Linked DNA regions of Homo sapiens: all the other regions are linked to region 1. The links are chromatin contacts, found by Hi-C or POLR2A ChIA-PET in ENCODE. All regions are on one chromosome and are shown on one strand. Each heading gives the region's core, a stretch centred on a gene start or an enhancer-like site at or near the end of the contact. The rest is flanking DNA. Distances are from core to core; before and after follow the strand shown.

What was found. A loop is a pair of places that touch in the nucleus more often than their neighbours do. ChIA-PET counts read pairs that join two places held with the same protein, here RNA polymerase II (POLR2A). Pooled maps may share reads with other maps.
Region 2: a pooled map shows a loop between it and region 1 (4-fold over the local background). The contact joins the promoter of PCNA-AS1 here to the enhancer-like site in region 1. A Hi-C loop is called at or near these places in 2 of 37 single-sample maps with no recorded cell type and 3 of 50 pooled maps.
Region 3: a loop to region 1 is called in a pooled map, with 6 times the contacts of the local background. The contact joins two enhancer-like sites. A Hi-C loop is called at or near these places in 2 of 50 pooled maps. POLR2A ChIA-PET finds 5 or more read pairs at or near these places in 2 of 52 experiments (GM12878 and activated T-cell).

The regions. Positions count from the first base shown.
Region 1 is chr20:3,905,100-3,908,885 of GRCh38, forward strand. PANK2 (pantothenate kinase 2) reads left to right here. Exons shown (of 7, transcript NM_001386393.1): 2 at 2,827-3,179. Among named protein-coding and RNA genes, the nearest start is that of MIR103A2, 11 kb to the right of the region's middle. RefSeq lists enhancers at 417-917, 1,639-1,718. Within about 2 kb of position 2,537, at least 9 of the 41 ENCODE cell types and tissues checked have a DNase peak (open chromatin) inside an H3K27ac peak, as active enhancers do.
Region 2 is chr20:5,117,765-5,121,550 of GRCh38, forward strand. PCNA-AS1 (PCNA antisense RNA 1) reads left to right here and starts at 1,822. Exons shown (of 1, transcript NR_028370.1): 1 at 1,822-2,205. It overlaps PCNA (proliferating cell nuclear antigen), which reads right to left and starts at 2,194. Exons shown (of 6, transcript NM_182649.2): 1 at 1,814-2,194; 2 at 1,005-1,102; 3 at 846-913. The coding sequence starts at 2,034. LOC124900464 (small nucleolar RNA SNORA26) reads right to left here and starts at 3,775; the gene lies at 3,653-3,775. RefSeq lists enhancers at 768-1,648, 1,388-1,537, 1,649-2,529, 1,978-2,147, 2,278-2,727 and a silencer at 1,728-1,787.
Region 3 is chr20:5,076,861-5,080,646 of GRCh38, forward strand. It overlaps a transcript of TMEM230 not described here. Among named protein-coding and RNA genes, the nearest start is that of TMEM230, 34 kb to the right of the region's middle. RefSeq lists enhancers at 2,057-2,126, 3,632-3,786. Within about 2 kb of position 1,796, at least 23 of the 41 ENCODE cell types and tissues checked have a DNase peak (open chromatin) inside an H3K27ac peak, as active enhancers do.

The DNA of each region.
Region 1 (3,786 bases), core at 1,287-3,786:
GGTTATTGGTAGAGGGAGTGGCCTGTCCACTTGTGCCAAACACATTTCCCCACCATCGCTTGTGACTGCACCACTGCACCAGACCTGCTTTTGTTTCCCCATGGTAGCCGCCCTGAACCTACGGCTTGGATAGAATACCCCTACGTTCTCTCTCTCACCTTCATAGCTGATCCCAGTTTTAATAGCATTCCTCTTTTGAGGCTTATGCATGGTTATTGCCTCTGTAAACCTAGTTCTGCTGCTGCTATCTCTTTTTTTTTTTTTTTTTTGAGACGGAGTCTCGCTCTGTCACCTAGGCTGGAGTGCAGTGGCATGATCTCCGCTCACTGCTCCGCCTCCCGGGTTCATGCCATTCTCCTGCCTCAGCCTGCTGAGTAGCTGGGACTACAGGCGCCCGCCACCACGCCCGGCTAATTTTTTTGTATTTTTAGTAGAGATGGGGTTTCACCTTGTTAGCCAGGATGGTCTCGATCTCCTGACCTCATGATCCTCCCGCCTCGGCCTCCCAAAGTGCTGGGATTACAGGCGTGAGCCACCACACCCGGCCTGCTATCTCTTCTTGTTTCCCAGAATTATTTTAGAAAATAATATATCAAATATATCAATAAACCCACACCCTTTTTTTTTTTTTTTTGAGGTGGAGTTTTGCTCTGTCACCCAGGCTGTAGTGCAGTAGTGCTGTCTTGGCTCACTGAAACCTCCACCTCCCGGGTTCAAGCAATTCTCCTGCCTCAGCCTCCTGAGTAGCTATGATTACAGGTGCCCGCCACCACGCCCGGCTAATTTTGTATTTTTAGTAGAGATGGGGGTTTCACCATGTTGGCCAGGCTGGTCTTGAACTCCTGACCTCAGGTGATCTGCCCTCCTCATCCTCCCAAAGTGCTGGGATTACAGGTGTGAGCCACCGTGCCCGGCCTAAACCCACATCTTTAGTAATTTCTACGATTTAGATTGGGAGGGGAAGCATGTACAGATGCTTTTTGACTTACGATGTTTATGCTACATTCCATAAACCCATCAGAAGTTCAAAATACTGTAAATCAGGCTGGGCGCAGTGGTTCACACTTGTAATCCCAGCACTTTGGGAGGCTGACCTGGGTGGACTGCTTGAGCCCAGGAGTTCAAGACCAGCCTGGCAACATGGGGAAACCCTGTTTCTACAAAAAATACAAAAATTAGGTGGGTGTGGTGGCATGCACCTTTAGTCCCAGCTGCTCAGGAGGCTGAGATAGGAGGATTACTTGAGCCCAGGAGGCAGAGGTTGCAGTGAGCTGAGATTGTGGCGTTGCATTCTAGCCTGGGTGACAGTGAGACCTTACCTCAAAAAAGAGAAAAAGAAAATACTGTAAGTCAAAATGCATTTAATATACCCAGCCTATTGAACATCATAGCTTAGCCAAACCTACCTTAAATGTGCTTAGAACCCTTATATTAGCCTACAGTTGGGCAAAATCTTCTAGCATAAAGCTAGATGATTTAATAATGAATAATATAAAAGATAATTATTTTACAATAAAATGTCGAATATCTTGTAATTTATTGAATACTGTACTAAAAATAAAAAAAACAATAAATACTTGAAGTAGAGTTTCTACTGAATGCTTATTGCACCATTGTAAATTTGAAAAATCATTACTTTGAGCCCTCATTAAATTGGGACCTTCCATATGTCTGTGCAGTCCACTTTGATCCAATCTCTTCAGGCCTTTTTTTTCTTTGAGACGGAGTGTCACTCTGTCGCCAGGCTAGAGTGCAGTGGTGCGATCTTGGCTCACTGCAGCTTCTGCCTCATGGGTTCAAGCGATTCTCCTGCCTCAGCCTCCGGAGTAGCTGGGACTACAAGCGCACGCCACCACAGCCAGCTGATTTCTGTATTTTTAGTAGAGATAGTTTCACCATGTTGGCCAGGATGATCTTGGTCTCTTGACCTTGTGATTCACCTGCCTTAGCCTCCCCAAGTGTTGGGATTACAGGCGTGAGCCACCGTGCCCAGCCCTGCCTTTTTTTTTTTTTTTTTTTTTTGAGACAGAGCCTCACTCTGTCGCCCAGGCTGGAGTGCAGTGGTGTGATCTCAGCTCACTGCAGTCTCCACCTCCCAGGTTGAAGCAGTTCTGGTTTAGATTTCCTGAGTAGCTGGTACTACAGGTGCACGTCACCATGCCTGGCTAATTTTTGTTTTAGTAGAGATGGGGTTTTACCATATTGGTCAGGCTGGTCTCAAACTTCTGACCTCAGGTGATCCACCCACCTTGGCCTCCCAAAGTGTTGAAATTACAGGTGTGAGCCACTGCGCTTGGCCTAAAGGACATTTTGGGAACCGGTGTTAATGTCTATTGAAACCTTTTATTTTTGGAATATCAGATTTTGAAAGATAAATTGACCATTGGAGGTTATATGTTACATAGGTTTGGGAATTTCCTGTTTCTAGTTTGCTGCTAAACCAGAACTCTGAAGTCTCAATGTTTTTTTTTAAGCCGATAGGAAAGAGAGATTTTCATTCTGAATCTTTGTTTTTCACAGTTGAGGCTTACGAGTAGTCATCTTGTTATTTTTAAAACACTTCATAGTGCGGTTTGCGCTTGTCTGACAGAATGGTTGGGTTGGCTCAATACTTTGATATTTTTCTTTTTCGTCTTTGCCGTAGTATTTTTTTTTTAAGTTATGCATCTAAATCAAGACAGAATCACATTTCTTTGCCCCAAAACCCTTTTGCCTAGAATTATGTTCTTTGGAAACCCTAGCGTTTGAAATAAGTTGCTACTGTGGTAAGGGTAAATTTAATTTTCAGAAAAAAGCTGTTCTGACTTATTTTTCTTCCCCATTTAGTTTTTCCATGGTTTGGACTGGATATCGGTGGAACTCTGGTCAAGCTGGTATATTTTGAACCCAAAGACATCACTGCTGAAGAAGAAGAGGAAGAAGTGGAAAGTCTTAAAAGCATTCGGAAGTACCTGACCTCCAATGTGGCTTATGGGTCTACAGGCATTCGGGACGTGCACCTCGAGCTGAAGGACCTGACTCTGTGTGGACGCAAAGGCAATCTGCACTTTATACGCTTTCCCACTCATGACATGCCTGCTTTTATTCAAATGGGCAGAGATAAAAACTTCTCGAGTCTCCACACTGTCTTTTGTGCCACTGGAGGTGGAGCGTACAAATTTGAGCAGGATTTTCTCACAGTATGCATTTTTTAGCTTATATACAATTTATGGTAATTTGATTGTTAAAAATAATGCCAGTAGCAAGTGGTGAAATAATTTCCATCTCTAATGGAACTTGAATTTTCTTGAGTCAAATGAAGATTAAAGGTACGCTAGTGATAGGAGTTGGCCATCTAGAGGTGGTTGTCTAGTTCAGATGTATGGACGACAATCAGAACCACTAAAAGGGTAGCATTTTATTGCTCCTTTAGTATGAAAAATTAGGGCATCTGCTATACGTTGAGGAAGAAACTACCTAAAAGGAACATCATTAGATCATGAACAATGAGATTGAAATATAATTAAAATCATTTCATGTCATAAAATTGTTTTCAGTCTTGTCTACCACATAATTTCTCTTGTCTCCCTCAGTTGTTTGCTGGCATGTTCACTAACTGAAAAAAATAAGGAACTCTGGTCAAAAGTGGTGTTTTCAGGCTCAGGGCTGGTCTGAGATGGGTGACTGCAGAGCCCTCCTCTCCCAGAATGCTTTCTGATGTGTTCTGTGCTGCACACTTAACTGGAGTCTCGCCACCATGTCTGGCCCCTGGGGAATGCTGCCAGGCGCTCTATCTTGCTTTCATTG
Region 2 (3,786 bases), core at 572-3,071, 1.2 Mb after region 1:
TATTTTCTGATTACTTTAAAATATGACTTGCGTAATTTCTTAACAAACTCCACTCAAAAAAATAAATGGCTATTAAATGCACCATCCAGGGAACAAGAGCCTCCTCCTCCTCATCCTCCAGGGATAAAGTAAGAGAACATTAGAGTATGGCACAGAAATCATGATGGCGCAAGCAGGCCTAACTACTTTCTAAAAGAAAGCAAGAGAATATATTAGGCATTTTCAACATTCAAACATTTCTTCTCTCCTTTGGTGTTTATAAACCTAACCTGGATAAATTTCTTCCAAGTCAGCTTTAAAATCCACTTAATAAAAAGCAAGCATTCTAGAAGGAAACAAATTTTAAAAGAGGTTCATGGAAGTTAATGCAAATAGACAACTGGCAGTAAACAATAAATTTAACCTGTGAGTTTTAGACTTGTGGTGAACAACTATCCAAATACTAAAATCTCTCTTTGAAACATGCACCAGTAGATATATTTCTAGAAAAAGTTGTTATGAAGTAGGCTTAAATTATATTAACATATCTTGACGGAGGAGGATCACTTGAGGCCAGGAGTTCCAGACCAGCCTGGGCAAGACTGCCCCCACGCCCACACACAAAAATGAAAAAATTAGCCAGGTGTGGTGGGACAGGCCCGTAGTCCTTCCTAGCCACTTAGGAGACTAAGGCAAGAGGACTGCTTGAGCCCAGGAATCCCAGGTTAGAGAGAGCTATATGGCACTACTGCACTCCAGCCTGGGCAACAGAGCCAAGACCCTGTCTGTAAAAATAAACAAACATTCTATGACATAACTATCGTGCCTGTGTACAGCACTCTCTACAATGAGAAACTGATACTCACTGGAATTCCAAGTTGTTCAACATCTAAATCCATCAACTTCATTTCATAGTCTGAAACTTTCTCCTGGTCTACCAAAAGAAAGCAGATGCTTTTGAGAAATACTGACACAGAGTTTTGATTTTCTGTAGCTTCGTGACTCGGTAAAAAGGTACGACTTACTTGGTGCTTCAAATACTAGCGCCAAGGTATCCGCGTTATCTTCGGCCCTTAGTGTAATGATATCTTCATTGCCGGCGCATTTTAGTATTTTGGACATACTAGAAGACAGGAGACACATGCTTTAAAATCAACGCCGTCTGCTGAAGGGCTGTATTTCGAACGCGGTTAGAAGGGGTTACCACTCTCACCCATCAGGCCGTCTCAGAACTGGTGGAGGGTAAGCGGACTGCTGGAGGATGCCATTATTAATGCAGACGTTTTGGGACGCATCTGGCAGTATTTATACTAAAATACCACCAGCAGTGTCCCTTCTGGATAGAAACAATCTCCTGCCACTAAGTAGGATGACAGGCTGCCACATTTCTCGCAAGGGCATTATAAAGCATTTAAAGTCAACCGCGACTGAGCCGGGAGGATCGCTTGAGCCCAGAAGTTGGAGACCAGCCCGGGCAACACACCGAGACCGTCTCAGAAACAAGAAAGCCACAGCTAAAGCGTCCATTCAAGGCCAACAGGATTTAGTGAGCAAAGAGCCCTGGAACAGTGTTCCTGGCACTGCGGAAAAACCCTTGATTTTCCCGCCACCACCCGCTTTGTGACTTTGGCGCGAAAAAGCAGGTTCGCGCAGCAGCCAGCGCGGGCTTTTCCGAACCGCGCGCTCAGCTGGGCCCCACCCCACTGCGTGGCAGGCCAATGAGAAGGCGCGGATGGCCCACGCCAGCCAATGAGGGCTAGGCTCGAAAGCGCTCCCGCCAAGCACCGGAGGTGCAGGCGGGCCGGGGCCGGCTTCCCGGGGCCGCGAGGCTCACCTGGTGAGGTTCACGCCCATGGCCAGGTTGCGGTCGCAGCGGTAGGTGTCGAAGCCCTCAGACCGCAGGGTGAGCTGCACCAAAGAGACGTGGGACGAGTCCATGCTCTGCAGGTTTACACCGCTGGAGCTAATATCCCAGCAGGCCTCGTTGATGAGGTCCTTGAGTGCCTCCAACACCTTCTTGAGGATGGAGCCCTGGACCAGGCGCGCCTCGAACATGGTGGCGGAGTGGCAACAACGCCGCTACAGGCAGGCGGGAAGGAGGAAAGTCTAGCTGGTTTCGGCTTCAGGAGCCTCAGAGCGAGCGGGCGAACGTCGCGACGACCGGCTGAGACCTAGAAAGACAACGACCACTCTGCTACGCCTGCAACCGTTTAATGCCGCCGCGTCCGCAAGCGCGCGCTCTCACCCTGCGCCGCGTTGCGACGTCACCACGCTGTCCAGCCCACGGCCTTGCGGGGAAGACTTTAGGGCCAATCGTGTCCATGCTCCCCGCGAGGCCCGCCCCCTAGAGCATACATTGGAGGAAGCGGGCGCAGGGCGGGGCAGCGTCGCGCAGGTCTCCCCGCCTCTTTGACTCCTGAACCCGGCCGCAGAACAAGTCCGGGCATATGTGGAGATCGGGTCCCGGTCCCGGCTCGTCAAGCCCCAGCTTTATGGTGGCTCCTCAGCCTCCCACTACGTGGGTAGAAAGTTTCCAGCCACGAAAGTGAAAGTGAAATGCAAATCAAGCCTACCGGGAGGAAAAGCCTCCTTGCAGCCTGAAGAGAGTACAGCTGCTGCAAATATGCACTTTATTTTTCAATTACAGAATTGATGCGCTCGTAGGTGTCACAAGATAAAGAGGTGAATTGTTCTGTTAAACTTAGCTCCCTATCATCCTCTTAACATTCCCCCGCCAGCTCTTATAATCACTCAATCGTTCATTGTATAAAGCTTTTAAAGCTTTTTTAAAAGTTCGAATACACTTTTTTTTTTTCAAAAATGCACTCATTCCGTAAACACTTGGAAAAGTACTTAATAAAGTACATTTAATTTTATGCCACGTACATCTTTTATCATATCAGTACCTCTTTAAAACATAGCATCACATGTATATAACATAATTTATCAATCTCCTGTTGTTTAACTACAAACACCTTTGAGCACTTAGGCAATTTTGGTGATATCAACTCCTTGAAGTAATACAGCTGAGTCAAAGAGCGTACACATTTAATATTTTTTCTTTTCTTTTCCTTTCTTTTTGAGATGGAGTCCTGCTCTGTCATCCAGGCTGGAGTACAGTGGCGCGATCTCAGCTCATTGCAACCTCCGCCTCCCAGGTTCAAGTGAGTCTCCTGCCTCAGCCTCCCGAGTATCTGGGATTACAGGTGCCTACCACCACCCCCGGCTAATTTTTGTATTATTATTATTATTTTTTTTTAGTAGAGACGGGGTTTCACCATGTTGGCCAGGCTGGTCTTGAACACCTGACCTGAGGTGATCCACCTGCCTCGGCCTCTCAAAGTGCTGGGATTACAGGCGTGAGCCACCACGCCCAGCCAGAAATTTTCAATTGTTACAGGATGGACAGGATTTGTTGTTTCTCTCTTGCTTTCTTCACACCACTTCTCTTTAGTTACTTTTAATACCTTGGTCAGCAGAATTCTTTAGTTTTTCTACCATGTATCTAGGTATGGAGTTAGTTTTATTTGTCTTGTTGAGGGAACTGAAGATTCATTTCAAGTCTGACATATTCTCAATCATTATGGCTTCAAATATCTCCTCTCCTTAGTCTATTCTTTATCTCTGGAATGCCTTTCTTTCCTTTTTTTTTTTTTTTTTTTTTTCCTAGTTCAGCTGTGACTCCATACAAGGTTCTAAGATGAGTTTCACAGTCTCTTCCCTGGATTTTGTGGAGACTTAACTTTACCCTTCTGTATCAGCCTCTTAAAGCACTGGGTCAGCCTTAAAAGGGAACAGGAAAGGGCA
Region 3 (3,786 bases), core at 546-3,045, 1.2 Mb after region 1:
ACAGACGGGGTTTCGCCATGTTGGCCAGGCTAGACTCGAACTCCTGACCTCAGGTGATCCACCCACCTTGGCCTCTCAAAGTGCTGGGATTACAGGTGTGAGCCACCATGCCCAGTCAATTGATATTCTTTAAATTCATTCATACATTCTTTCAACAAATATTGGCAGAGTGCAGTGGCTCACACCTGTAATCCCAGCACTTTGAGAGGCCAAGGCAGGAGGATTGCTTGAGCCCAGGAGTTCGAGATCAGCCTGGGCAACATAGTGAGACCCCATCTCTACAAAAAACAAACAAAATTAGCTGAACATGGTGGCATGTGCCTGTAGTCCCAGCTACTCGGGAAACTGAGGTGGGAGGGTCATTTGAGCTCAGGAAAGTAGAGGCTGCAGTGAGCTGAGATTGTGCCACTGCACTCCAGCCTAGGCAACAGAGCAAGACCCTGTCTCAAAAACAAAACAAAACAAAACAAAAACCAAACATTTACTGAGTCCCAGCTATCTGACAGGCTATCCTAAATGTTGAGGTTACACAGTGACCAAAATAGACAAAAATCTGGTCCTTGGCCTGGTGTGGTGGCTGACGCCTGTAATCCCAACATTTTGGGAGGTGGGTGGATCACCTGAGGTCAGGAGTTCCAGACCAGCCTGGTCAACATGGCAAAATCCCGTCTCTACTAAAAATACAAAAATTAACTGGGCATGGTGGCGCACACCTGTAATCCCAGCACTTTGGGGGGCTGAGGTGGGTGGATCACTTGAGGTCAGGAGTTCAAGACCAGCTTGACCAATATGGTGAAACTCCATCTCTACTGAAAATACAAAAATTAGCAGGGTGTGGTGGCAGGCGCCTGTAGTCCCAGCTACTTGGGTAGTTGAGGCAGGAGAATCACTTGAACCTGGGAGGCAGAGGTTGCAGTGAGCTGAGATTGCAACAGCGCACTCCAACCTGGGCAAGAGAGCAAGACTCAACTAAAAAAAAAAAAATCTGTGCCCTTGTGGATTCCATCTTACTAGGGGAAATACTTGTAAGTAAGATAAATTTGTGAAATATATACTATGATGGTAGTGAGTATTAAGGAGAAAAATGAATCAGGATCAGAGATAAGTAGCATGGGGCCTGGGGGCTTAGCTTCACTGAGGTGATATTTGTATCAACACTTCATGAATGACACACAGACATCAACCTCACTGCCCCATGGAAGTATAATCTGAGGCAGAGCAGTAGAAACTGGCTCAGGAGAAAAGGGAGGATGCAGACATGTCAATTAGACACAGCCAAAGATGCTTCATGATTTCCTGGGTGTGTGACCTGTGTAGACGCCCAGGGACCCATGCTTAGAGGGACTCTGTGCTTGATTTAATGCTCTGCTGTCACCCTCTTGAAGTTTTTAATCAGTTTTTAAACAAGGGACTGCGCATTTTCATTTGGCACTGGGCCCCACAAGTTACAAGTTATGTAGCCGGTCCTTCACTCTGTTGAATAAACAATGGCTTCTCCCTATCACCCTCTTTGGAAGCACAGATACTCCCAGCAAATGCTAATCATTCATGTTTCTAATTTCCTGGGGTGACTTGTTTTTCCTCTAACAGGTGTGAAGTATGAGATAGAGACTGTATCATCCAGGGTAGGCTGGGATATGCTGCATGACAGAAACCCCCAAATCTAGTGGCTTAACACAACAAAGGTGTACTTCACTCTCGCACTTTGTGTTCATTATGGGTCAACGCGGGGCTCTGTTGTGCATCACGATCACTCTAGGACCGTGGCAGAGGGAAAGTGAAACTGGCGGTTAGAGCCGCTACTCAGAAATGACACATATTGCTTGAACTCACATTTCCTCGCCAAGGCAAGTCATGTGGCGACGCCCTCCTTTAAGAGATGAGGAAGTTCAATCCAAACATGAGCCCACAGAACTGGGCCACTTGTCTTTTGGTGTGTTTTTTTGAGACACAGACTCTTGCTCTGTTGCCCAGGCTGGACTGCAGTGGTGTGATCATGGTTCCCTGCAGCCTCAACCTCCTGGCCTCGAGCAATCCTCCTGCCTCAGCCTTCCAAGTAGCTGGGACTACAAGCATGCACCAATGGGCCCAGCCTACATTTGTTAATTAGTTATTCCAACACTATTTATTAAACAAGCTATCCTTTCTCTGGTGATTTTAATTGCCCATTTATCACATACAAAATTTTGCTGATATTTGTGACTCTTTTTGCATAGTGTTTCTGTTCCATTGATTTTTCTTTCAATGCCTATGCAGAATCACCCTGTTTTAATTTCTGTAGGTTTATAATGCCATTTTATTTTATTGTTTTAGAGACAGGGTCTTGCCATGTTGCCCAGGCTGGCCTTGATCTCCTGGGTTCAAGGAATCCTCCTGCCTCAGCCTTCTGAGTAGCGGGACTACAGGCACAAGACAGCATGCCTGATTTGTAATGTCATTTAATATCAAAGAGGTTAAGTATTCTCAAGTTTCCCCTTTGACTTTTCCTTGGCTATTATATTAATCTTTTATTTCTAGATAGATTTCAGAACCACTTTGTTGAATTCCCCCACTCCTTCTATGTGATTTTGATTAGAATGGAATTGCATTTGTAGATGAATTTGCATTTCTTTATAATATTGAGACTTTAGGTTTTTGTTTTGTTTTTAGAGACAGCTTGCTCTGTCACCGAGGCTGGAGTGCAATGGCACAATCATAGATCACTACAGCCTCCAACTCCTGAGCTCAAGTCATCTTCCCACCTCAGCTGGGACTACAGGTGCATGCCACTGCACCCAGCTTTTACTAGTGTAATGAAATAATCTTTCCATCTCCTGGGAGAATGGTCACTCACGACTGAAATTCACTGAAATTTTTAAAAAAGAAGAAAAAAAAATTGGAAAGCCTTATTTTCTCTCTCTCCTTTCTTTTTTGAGACAGGGTCTTGCTCTGTTGTCCAGGCTGGAGTGCAGAGGTGCGATCCTGGCTCACTGCAACCTCTGCCTCCCAGGCTGAGGTGATCCTCCTGCCTCAGCTTCCCGAGTAGCTGGGACTACAGGTATGCACCCCCATACCTGGCTAACTTTTGTATTTTTAGTTTAAAAAACTGCATAGTTTTTGTTTGTTTGAAAAAAATCATTACATCTTACTGAGATACTTAAGAAGATTATTTTATAAAACTAATAAAAGCTGGGTTACTATCTTCAGTAACTTTCTATTAATTTGATCTTCAAGTATTTTGTTTTATAGTTATTGTGAATGAGACAATGTTCCTAAATGTTATTCTAGTAGAGTAGAAGTTCTCTCAATTTTGATATTATTTGTAATCATCTATCCTGCTGCTAAGCTCTCTTATTAGTGCAAACAGCTTTTTGAAAAAATCTCTGTGTCCTTAATGTAGACGCCGGAAAATAAAGAAGAAAAATCCTCTTGGTTTTTGTAAGTTGCAATTAATGTGTTCACAAATTATGATTAGTTGCTCATCTTTGTTTCTTTCCTTTTTCTTTTTGTACCAGTTTCATACTTCTCATTTCTACAGCAAGACTGAAAGTTGCTGTGTTAACTGATACAATTTAATTTCTACTGTCTTCTGTGACCCCATGACTGCTTCTCTCCAGCCTGGCAGCAGCTAGCGTGTTCAGTGCCTACTGGCTTAGGGAAGGAATGACACAGCAGAATGTAGAAAAAGGAAGTCAAGTTCTTGAAATTTTTAGTTTCTAAAGTCTTTCTGTCTTTTTTTTTTTTTGAAATGGAGTCTCAGTCTATTGCCCAAGCTGGAGTGCAGTGGCGCAATCTCGGCTCACCACA